Linked DNA regions of Homo sapiens: region 1 is linked to region 2. The links are chromatin contacts, found by Hi-C or POLR2A ChIA-PET in ENCODE. All regions are on one chromosome and are shown on one strand. Each heading gives the region's core, a stretch centred on a gene start or an enhancer-like site at or near the end of the contact. The rest is flanking DNA. Distances are from core to core; before and after follow the strand shown. Region 1 overlaps GALNT18 (polypeptide N-acetylgalactosaminyltransferase 18). Region 2 holds the start of EIF4G2 (eukaryotic translation initiation factor 4 gamma 2).

Region 1 (5,631 bases), core at 2,963-5,462, 640 kb before region 2:
CCTTTAGGAAGCCTTCCCTCTGCCCCATTTCCCCTCACTTCAAGCATCCTTTCCTTTAGGAAGCCTTCCCTCTGCCCCATTTCCCCTCACCTACAGGGACCCAATGGCATCTTATATACCCTTGATCAGAGCATTGTTTACATTCTCTATATATTTGCTCTTCCCACTAAGTTGGATGCTATATGAGGATAGGGAACACATCTGAGTAATCTTAATATTTCAATACCCAAGCAATAAGCTTGGCATAGAACAAACTTGCTGAAATATTTGTTGCTTAGATGATAAAAGGGATTAACACCCTTTGTGGGCAAAGCTGACAGTGAGCTCCAAGGCCCAGCAAACAAAGGAAGCACAGCTATCAGGGAGCATCTCTGAATAGGGCTGGCCAAGCTGCAGCTCCCCGCACCCTGGGGATGGGCAGGAATGACTGCTTGCTGGTTCCCTCAGGGAGAATTTCAATGTCAACAATGAGGAAGGAGTCAGCCTGTTTGCCTGTTAATGTCAGAAATGTCATGCTTTGCACAGACCCATCAACTGTACCTTTCTCTTCAAGGGTGGAGTGATTAGTGTCCTCTGGAGGGAATCCTCCCCTCAGGGCTTGATGGTGAGGATTTCTGTAATGAGCACCTTGGAGACTGAGGAGACTCAGGAGGGAAGATGGGTATCAACGTGTCTGCCAGAGCTTTGAGGACACCGCAGGCTGGGTTTCAAGGAAGGAAGAGCACTCCTGGCCTGACTCTCTGGCTCTCTGTGGTTCTGTGGTTTGAGCTGGACACTTCCTGAGGGCATCTTAGGCCAGTTTTCTAGAGTCTCTGGGTCTTCCCACCTCATTGCCCTTTGTGCCTGGGTTTCTGGGAAGAGGGATGTTTGGACCCTTCAGTGGAATCTTTTTGATTCTGAGCCTTACTTGGTGAGATTTGAAAGAGAGAGAGAGAGAGAGGCAAGAAGAAGACACAGCCTCCTTCTCTCCCTGCCTCCCTCCTTATCTTCCTTCTCCCTATATTTTGGGGGTAATTACTCCATGCACAGTCCTATTCTGGATACTTGGGAGAGAAGCCTGGTAATTCTCTGGTATAAGAGATTTACAGAGGAGTCCTGGGAGAGCAGTGGAGATTGCTTACCACTGACCGTATTTTGTGGAACTACCTGAGAAGCTCTTAAACATGCCGTGCCAGTCTGCGTAACTGTGCACAATCATTTGCTTAAGTGAACTGGGGAGGAATTAACTGCACACAGCTGGAATTTGCCCCGGCCATGCCTTCACTGGCTTTGTGCTCCTACCTGCTGGCACAGGACTGCAGCCCCCTTTCTACTCCCTCTGAAAGATTTGGGGAATCTCTAGTAGGCAGGGAGTTTTCTGACCTCACGACGACCCACTGCTAATGCCCTATTCGTTCATTTTACTGGTATTGGTTAAGCACCTACTAGGCGCCAGATGCTGTTCTGAGTCTGAGGGACTCAACAGAGAACAAAGCAAATGCCTGACCTCACAGAGCCACGTTCCAGTCAGGGAAACAAACAACAAGCAAAATGAATGGAGACTATATTAGTCTGTTCTCATGCTGCTAAGAAAGACGTAAGTGAGACTGGGTAATTTATAAAGAAAAGAAGGCTTAATGGACTCACAGTTCCACATGACTGGGAGGCCTCACAATCATGGTGGAAGGTGAAAGAGGAGCAAAAGCACACCTTACGTGGTGGCAGGGAAGAGAGCGTGTGCAGGGAAGCTCCCCTTTATAAAACCGTCAGATCTCTTGAGGGTTATTCACTATCGTGAGAACAGCATGGGAAAGACTTGCCCCCATGATTCAGTTACCTCCACCGGGTCCCTCCCACAACACATGGGAATTATAGGAGCTACAATTCAACATGAGATTTGGGTGGGGACGTAGCCAAACCATATCAGAGACTATATATGTAAAAACTGGGGAGAGGGCTGGATGTTTAGGATAGGGTTTGCTGAGAAAGTGACTTTTGAGTAAAGACATAGAAGTGAGGGAACTGACCAGGAGGATGTGCAGGGAAATGCTGGAGCTGAGGCACTCAGGTGAGATGTGCCTGGTGAGTCTGATGAGTGGCCGGTGTGGCTGGAGAGGAGAAAACCAGGGGCAGAGATGGGAGGTGAGTGCTGGGCCTTGCAGGTGTTTAACAAGAAGGTGGCGGAAGGCCCTTGGAGGGTTCTGATCAGAGAAGGACGTGGCATGGTAATGTTTCCCCTGGCCCAGGGGTCTCCTCAGGCCGTACTTGGGGCTCCCCAACCTGCCCTAATCACATCATCCCTTTCCTTCCACCTTCCCTGACTCAAGCACCGCTTGGTCCCCAAGCATGGCTGTCTGGTGAAGCAGCCCCTTCACTTTCCCTTTCATCCTATTTCTCCCTGGGACCCAGACAAGCACTCAGGGCTGGGTGAGGGCAGGGGGCGAGTAACAGCCTCTGTGTTGTGCTCAGAATCCTCCAAATACTCCCCTTCACACTCTCTGGCTTTGCAGCTCACAGAGTTCATTGTGCCCTGCTCAATCTCTGCCTCGAATGGGCCCTCCTGGGGAGTCCTCAGCCCCTGGAGATGTGCTTCTCTTAAGTCACCTCATCAGTTGGTCAGACATGCCCAGGTAGGTCTGAATGCCTGCAGGGGCTTCAGCCAGAGTCCAATCCTGGAAGGTGCCTCATCCCTAGATGCCAGACATCAGAGGGTCTGGGTATCACCAGATATGCCAAACACCCCAGGACCCCTGTAGAAGACCCAGCCCAGACACTTCTCTGAGGCCTCTTTGCCTGTCCCCCTTATGTCAAAGGTGGTCCCCTTTGCTGGATGACCATGTAGGCCTGCTTTCTCACTGGAGACGGGAGTGGAGTCCAGGTCTGGTTAAGCATAGACCACTTGTCTATGGACATGGAAAGCCTTCATGTGGGGCTGGAAGGCGTCAGCATCTTCTAGAGCTGGGGACCTTGGCAAGGTCACCTTCCTGTCCCAACTCCGGCGGCCCGATAGGGCTGTGGGCTTTGTGCGGGCTTCAGCAGTGTTTATGGAGAGCTTACTATGTGCCAGGCACCGTGCCAAGCTCCTTACCTGACCATCTCATTTATCCTCACACATGTTCTATGAAGAAGGCACTATTGTTATCAACCCCATTTTCCAGAAGAGGAAACTGAGGCTCAGGGTGAGGTGGACCAAACTGGCAAATGGTAGAGCTGGAGGATAAACCCTAGGATTCTGACTCCACAGCCAGTGTTCTTAACCAATTCTTTGGAAGTAAAGAAAATTAAATAGAGTTCAGAGAGGCAAGGCCTCCTTACCTCAGGAGAGTCAACTCTAAGGTACAGGGCAGACAGGGCTCGGGAAAATGTTGGGGGTGGCACACTTTTTTTTGTTTTTAAAGAATCAGATAGTGTTTTCAGATTCTCGGGTCATATCATCTCTGTCATACATACTCAACTCTGCTCTTCAGCTCCAAAGAGAATATGTTAACAAGTGGATGTGACTGTGTTCTAATAAAACTTTATTTACAAAGACAAGTAGTGGCCCTTGGACCATGGTTTGCCACCCCTGGTGTAGAGAAAAGAATGTGGAGTTTGGAGGAGCCAGGCCTTTATTCGATGTCACTGACACACTGGGTGGCCTTGGATTAGACATTTAACCTTTTCACTTTTGGTTTCATCTTGTCTAACCACTATGGGTTACTTATTAACTGATGTATTTTGAAATGATCGATTGAGTCCCTTGTAAGAAGCAGTTACTGTGCTAGGAGCTGGCAGTCCAGCAGGGGTCAAGTCAGATGTGGTCCTGCTCTGTGGAGTTGCACCAGTGAGGAGGAAGAGAGGCAACATTCGATAAGGAAATGACCTATCGCAGTGCTTGACTCTTGGCAGAAATTCAACAAATATTACACCTTTCCTGCTGTAGGCCCTCCACCTCATCTTTCAGGACTCACTGGCTTTGAGTTTGTCATCCTTCGTGCCCATACTGAGTGAAAAGGTAGGACCATGTGGTGTCACCAGGACTTTAATATGTTTATAATATATTATTATGCAATGCAGGCCTAATTTTGGATCATAATTTTCCATTAACTGATCTCATTTTACTTAGTAATATCCACTTAGGTATTCGAGAGCAATAAAACTACATTTCTTTTAAATATTATATGATTCAGTTGGTTCACTGATTTAGATTTTTACTACCCCCCATTCCAAACGAATGAGTCATACATCTTTTTAGAGATAACAAGGACCTTCAAGATCATGCATGCTTGTGCTACCCTTCAAGCATGCCTAGTAGGGGAGAAGAATGAGCAAGTTCTGAGATGGAGATTTGGGCAAGCCACTGCAATCCTGACAATGCTGTGTCTTAGAAGAGTTTGCATAGTTTGCATTTTATTCTTCAGTATATCCTAATCTGTTTAAATTTTCCGACTTTGCTTTTATGTCTTTAAGGAAAATCAGTCACCGAGATGGTATGCCATGTTTGTCTTTGTACTTCACGTACTTTAGCAGCTCATTGCCTTATAGAGGCTGTATAGCATAGTGGGAGGACCACTGCCTGGGGAGAGCCTTCCCAGGACTGAAATCCAGCTACTGCACTTTCTTCTGTGTGAACCTGGACAAGTTTTTTATTCTCTCTATGCCTCACTTTCTTTATATATAAAATGAAGATGACAACAATTCCTACCTTATAGGGTGAGATGAGTTGATAAGAGAAAATGCTTAGGACAGAGCCTGGCTCGTGGTAGGAGTGAGCACTCATCAAGTGTTAGCTCTGATGGTTATCCCAAGAGTTACAGGGGTGTCCCATTTGGAGGACGTGGCCCGGAGAGGTACCTTAATGCATGTGCACCCAGTGAGTTCGGCACCTGGGAGTTTGTTGACAGATCTTTTTGCATCTCTCACACTGAGGTCTCTGGCATCTCTGCTTTCAGGATCGTGAGCTTGCTAAGTCCCCTTCTACTCTTGATAGCCTCTGCCTGCTTCTGGTGATGGAGGCTTCCTGCCACTGGAGCACCCCTTCCATGGTAGGGGGAGCCTATGTTTTGGAAGCCTCCCTCTTTTGTTCCCAGGCAGTCTCCTCTCTCTCAGATGGGCTTTTAGGAGAGCATCGCATGAGGAGGTGGCAGTCCATAGCCCCAGCACTCCAGCCTTGAAGACTTCAGAACCCTAGCTCCTTACTCATCTCCAGCCTGTACCTAGGTGTGTCATACACCCATTGACTCCATACAGGCCAACAAGGGGATGTGGGCAGGTGTCCCAAGCCTGCCTCTCCTGTCCCTGACCTGCTTCTGTTTTTTCTGATCACTGTCTCATTCCAGGCTCCTGGCTCCATCTCTTACTTCCCTCATGAATTTGTGAGCATAGACGACCCTGTCCAGTGGGCTTGCCAGTTCTGTCCAATTTCTCTGATTTCTGACCTCAAATGATTCACCTGATGGCCTGTCCCAGGGAAGTAATTCCAAAGTCCTGGACTATCAGCCCATGTCCTGGCAAGATCTATCTTTTAGCCCCCATCAAAGAGAGATTTCAATAACCTTCCCTTGCTATAATAACCCTAATTGCCATTGGCTGTGCACTTGTTCTGAGACATAAACTGATCTAAATGCTTTATACACTTTATTTAATGGAATCCTCACAATCTCTGGAGGCTGG
Region 2 (5,331 bases), core at 2,555-5,054:
ACCTCAACTGGTCTAACTACTTTTCCTCATAGGAAGATGACCAGTTTACATATGGAATCTGTTGAATTTGAGCAAACAACTCAAAAAAGCAAAATGGCTATAGAGGCCAGATGGGAACATAAATGAGTGAATCAAGTCAGATGCAACTGTGGAGAAATCAAAACATCGAGAGAAGGTAGTTCTACTTAGTTATGCTTGAATGTTGCCCTATGAGAATTTCAGGCCCAGTATTGCCATATTTTAAGATTTTTCATGAAAAGATGGAAATCTGGATTTGTATGCAAAAATTTGTGTGAATATCAAATTCAAGTGTTTAAAACTACTGTGGCTCAAACTATGGCTTCAAGTTTGCATCTCTGAGCAAAAGGCTGTTGGAAATTCAGAACTGGATGTAAAGTGAGAGATCTGGGCTGAAGGTAAATGATTAGGGAATTCATAAGCACAGAGAGGATGGTAGATGCTTCCAAAACAGTATGTGTTAGAATAGTAACCAGCACTTGACATGATTAGTTAAAATAAGGCAAAAATATATGAGTTAACAAGTTAGTCAGGACTTAGAGAAAACTGATAAAACTAGCAGTGGAAAACTAGCAGACTTAAGTGGGTATATTTAAAATTCAATTTTCAATGAACTAAAAGCTAAATTCCAGACAATGACTCTGTGTGTGTGTGTGTGTTTAAGATAGGATTTCGCTCTGTTACCCAGGCTGGAGTGCAGTGACATGATCATGGCTCACTTCAGCCTCGACCTCCAGGGCTCAAGCCATCCTACTGCCTCAGCCTCCCAAGTAGCTGGTACTACAGGCATGTGGGACACAGGCTAATTTTTGTATTTTTTGTAGAGACAGGTTTTCACCACGTTGCCCAGGCTAGTCTCAAACTCCTGAGCTCAAGCTACCCACCTGCTTCAGTCTCCAAAAGAGCTGGGATTGCAGGCATCAGCCACCATGCCTAGCATTTTATTTTTTTTGAGACAGGATCTCACTCTACTGCCCTGGCTGGAGTGCAGTGGCGTGACCATGGCTTAGTGCAGCCTCAAAGTCCTGGGCTTAAGGGATTCGCCCATGTCAGCCTCCCAAGTAGCTGGGACTACAGATGCATGTCACCACATCTGGATTAATTTTTAATTTTAGAGATGGGGGGGTCTCCCTATGTTGCCCAGATTGGTCTCCAACTCCTGGGCTCAAAGAATCCTCCCAGCTTGGCCTCCAAAAGTGCTGCTGAATTTTCATATATCCATGACGTGATGGAAACATTTAGAAAGTTTCAATGTTTATTTCCCTCACTTAAATATATTTCGATTTGAAAAAAAACTATTGTCTAGACTTCAAAGAGTATATTCATCTAGCCCTAAAAGCTAGATGTTCTTATAATTAAGACACTTAAAATTCAATAATTAAAAATTTTTTACACTGGGCACAGTGGCTCACACCTGTAATCCCAGTATTTTGGGAGGCCCAGACGGGTGGATCACTTGAGGTCAGGAGTTTGAGACCAGTCTGGGCAACATGGTGAAACCCCATCTCAAGTAGAAATACAAAAATTAGCTGGGCGTGGTGGCACATGCTTGTAATCCCAGCTACTCAGGAGGCTGAGGCACGAGAACTGCTTGAACCCAGGAGGTGGAGGCTGCAGTGTGCAGAGATCACACCACTACACTCCAGCCTGAGTGACAAAGTGAGACTCTGTCTCAAAAAAAAATTTTTTTTTCTAAAGGTTTTACTTAATGTTTTTATTTAATCTTTGCTAATTGTGAACCCTTCTGCAATGGGCTTTGCAGGTACGATTTCAACTTCAAATCTTTCTATTTAAGTGAGAGAAAGGTAATTGAAAGATTGTTTTATCAATATTTTTACTTTTTCTACCTTAGGTTATTCCCTTCCAGGTCAATTTCTCACATAAACTCATATCTGCAAAGCCCATACCAAAAGGGTTCCCAATTAGCAAAGATTAAATAAAATATTAAGTAAAACCTTTTTTAAATTTTTAATTACTGAATTTTAAGTGTCTTAATTATAAGAACATCCGACTTTTACGGCTAGGTGAATATTCTCTTTGAAGTCTAGACAATAGTTTTTGAATACTACTCTTCTTAGTAAACTAATGTATTCGTTCATTATCAGATAAATGGAATGTAAACCAGTTATGTAAAAATATCACATATACTAATGCATTTTTCCAAACCTTAAAGCCCTACAGAAATTATAAAGAAACATTATTCTCGTGTTATCATGAAGCTAGAAGGGTCCAAAGAAATACAAAGTGAAACCTCTTGTATTTAAAACAAAACTTGCACCACCACCACCACCCCAAAATAGTTTTTTTTTTTTTTTAGAATATCTCTTCCAAGTTTTAAAGTTCAAGTAAAATTGATGTAATAGCAATAAGTGTAGTAACAGTAAAGTAGGGAATGGTGACTATTCTATAGCAAAGATCTACAGATGTTGGAATTGTGTTAAAAACCTTCAGAGCCACACCACAGCCTTCTATTACATTTAAATGTCGTAGGAAAAACTGCAATTTTCCGGAAAATTGTATTAAGGACCAGGTGCTCTAATACCAAGAGCTGTTTTGACACATCAAAGGTTAAGTTTGGGTCTTTGAAAATCCTGCCTCTTACTGAACACTTTAAAAGTCATTCATGTTAAAACACACACATTCTTGCCTTTGACTATACACTGTAAAAGTACTACATGTTAAAATGGAGATGGGGACATTTTTGTTGTTTAAGTTTATGGAAGTATGACTCCATTTTAGTATAGCTACAATGTCGCAAACGATGGAATAAGGTACTCATCAATACATTACCTGGTAAGTATAAATAGTTCAACTTGCCGGCTTTGAAAAGCTTAATCCTATTTCTTATGGTGAACCTTAAATAAAATGAAAATACACAACTGACAATGTTTAACGTGCACTTAAACAAACAAAAAACAAAAAAAAACAGGAGCTAGCAATTCGAAATCCTCCAAACACCCGCGGAAGTCTGACACACAGGGTGTTTTCCTCGGTGACCGCCAGCCGGACATTCCTATGGGAAAAGCAGCTTCTTCTGTGCGGTTCGAAGAAAATCAACCCCTTCCTTTCATCACTTTCTCATTCACTCTGCAGGGGGTGGGCCAATAAGGAGCTGAATGAAGCTCCCCTTTGGCATCCGGGCGCACGTCTCGCCTCCTCCCCACTACTTTCTGGGTTCCCTAAGGCTGCCGAAGCCGAGGACCTGGAGCCGGGTAGTGTCCCGGCGCTGCGCCCGGGGGCTCCAGGCCTCAACCCGAAGGGCTCAGCCCCGGGAGAGGCCAGGCACGCGAGGGCAGCCACAGCTCCAAGGGGCGCCAAGAAAAGCAATGCTCACTCGCCACGCACAGGGTTCGGGGGAGGTAAGGGTGCGTTTTCTTCCCATATTCCCGGTGAGAAAACGAGGTCGAGGGAAAAGGGGATGATACAACTGGAGCATGGCATATGGACTCAGTGAACAAAGGGACTGGAGCAAGAAGCAGCAGCCACGCCAACGCAGACTCAAAAGGGCTCTCCGGCTTTACGCACGCAACCCTCATCTCGACAGCGCTCGGCGCCCCTTACGCCACTGGCTCAGCCTCAGAGACTTCGCGAATATGGCTTTGCGCACTGCGGCGGGGCTGCGCCGCAACCGAGCTCAGCCCTGTGGCTCCTCCTCGCTGCCCTGCGCGGATTGGTGGCAGACGGCAACCGGGCCGCTGATTGGGCGGCGAAGGAGCCATTCGGGGAGACTCTGGTGGGTTCGGCTGCCCCAAGAGTGATAAGTTCGGCTTCAGACACGCCTTAGCGCCAGCAGTGAGTCGGAGCTCTATGGAGGTGGCAGCGGGTACCGAGTGGCGGCTGCAGCAGCGACTCCTCTGAGCTGAGTTTGAGGCCGTCCCCGACTCCTTCCTCCCCCTTCCCTCCCCCTTTTTTTTGTTTTCCGTTCCCCTTTCCCCTCCCTTCCCTATCCCCGACGACCGGATCCTGAGGAGGCAGCTGCGGTGGCAGCTGCTGAGTTCTCGGTGAAGGTGAGTTGAGCCGCTGCCGCCGCCGAGTGGAGCGCTCTAAAATGGCCGCCGTCCCTGGTCGCTTCTTCTCGAGTGGTACAAAATGGCGGCCGCAGGCGGAGCCGGGTGGGGCGACCCTTTTTTAGCATTTCCTCTGCGCTTCAGATACCTGGAAAGTCTTGGCTTTTGTTCTCTCTTCCTGTTGCTGACGGAGTAGAAGGAAAACGTCAGTGTTGGCCAGGCCGCCGTGCGGTCATGGCCGGATGGCCGACGCCTGCAGGGACGAGGCCGTGGCGGACCGAGGCACGGCTGTGCTCGGACGGCGAGGGAGCGTGGCTCGGACCGCTAGCGCCGTGGCGGGAGGCACGCGGGCCGGCAGGGAAGGCCAGGCCGTTGGCGCGGGACCAGGGAACCGCAGGCGTCCCGGAGCCTGGCCTCCCGGCGGGGAGGTGTGTAGGACCTGGAGTCGGCAGGGGCTGCCCTTCGTCGGGGAGGAAAGAGAGAGTGATGATTTCTGCCCCTTTTGTCAGCAGAGGAGGCCGTGGCGAGGCGGTTGTCAGTCCCGGGGGGATTTATGGTGCAGGAGGGGGCCCGCTTGGAGGCGGCGGGTGGGCAGGAGGCCGCCTTCCTGCTTGGAGAACAAAGAGCTGGGCGCCGGGCTGGCGGGGGTGGCCTCAGCTGCTCCTCCCCGTCGAGCGACCCGGGCCTCGCGGGGAGGTTGTCGGAAGCACTTCCCTAACTTGCGCCTGGGTGGGAGGAATGCTCCGCTCTTTTGTTCCCAGGAAGGGAAAAACGGGGCGGAGGTTCCTGCTGCCATGTTGTGGCCCTGGTCTTCCGCCTGCAAGTGCTAGTCCTGTACACCCGGCCCCCTCTCGCGCGTCTTTCCACGAGCTCTCCACGGGGAGGAGGCGAAAGGGTGGACAGGGGAAAACTGCTGAAGAGCTTTCGGAGAGACCTCATCTAGTCGCTGGCCTCGTCAAGGCAGTAAAAATTCCTAGGGCAGACATTTTCCACGTGATGTTGCTCGTGTCTGTAGTTAGACTTTTCTATTGATCTCAGTGCTCAGTTTTAAAGATAGTAGAATGTGGCTTTTTCAAAAGATTCGTTCTGAGCCGTTTAAAATGCTCTTGTGTTCTACGAAGTCTCTTTGCATCCTTGAACACCGGGGAATTTCCAGGTGGCTAAACAAAATGTAATTGTCAGTGTTTTGAGTACATTTTAGGTTAGTCTTACAGATCTGCAATGCAGTGACAGTGCCAGGATCTGAAATACGTTGTAATTGAATGAAGGCTTATAGATCTGTATGTTAGCAGTGTCTAATTTTGGT

Evidence for each region. A loop is a pair of places that touch in the nucleus more often than their neighbours do. ChIA-PET counts read pairs that join two places held with the same protein, here RNA polymerase II (POLR2A). Pooled maps may share reads with other maps.
Region 1: a map with no recorded cell type shows a loop between it and region 2 (5-fold over the local background). The contact joins the enhancer-like site here to the promoter of EIF4G2 in region 2. A Hi-C loop is called at or near these places in 1 of 37 single-sample maps with no recorded cell type and 2 of 50 pooled maps. POLR2A ChIA-PET finds 5 or more read pairs at or near these places in 1 of 52 experiments (activated CD4-positive, alpha-beta T cell).

Annotation. Positions count from the first base shown.
Region 1 is chr11:11,449,817-11,455,447 of GRCh38, reverse strand. All of the region lies in intron 1 of GALNT18 (polypeptide N-acetylgalactosaminyltransferase 18), which reads left to right. Among named protein-coding and RNA genes, the nearest start is that of CSNK2A3, 99 kb to the right of the region's middle. Within about 2 kb of position 4,212, at least 2 of the 41 ENCODE cell types and tissues checked have a DNase peak (open chromatin) inside an H3K27ac peak, as active enhancers do.
Region 2 is chr11:10,807,399-10,812,729 of GRCh38, reverse strand. EIF4G2 (eukaryotic translation initiation factor 4 gamma 2) reads left to right here and starts at 3,804. Exons shown (of 22, transcript NM_001418.4): 1 at 3,804-4,025. It overlaps LOC101928053 (a long non-coding RNA gene), which reads right to left and starts at 3,433. Exons shown (of 3, transcript NR_120540.1): 1 at 3,364-3,433; 2 at 2,809-2,873. RefSeq lists enhancers at 2,720-3,326, 3,402-3,451, 3,962-4,221, 4,952-5,031 and a silencer at 3,632-3,681.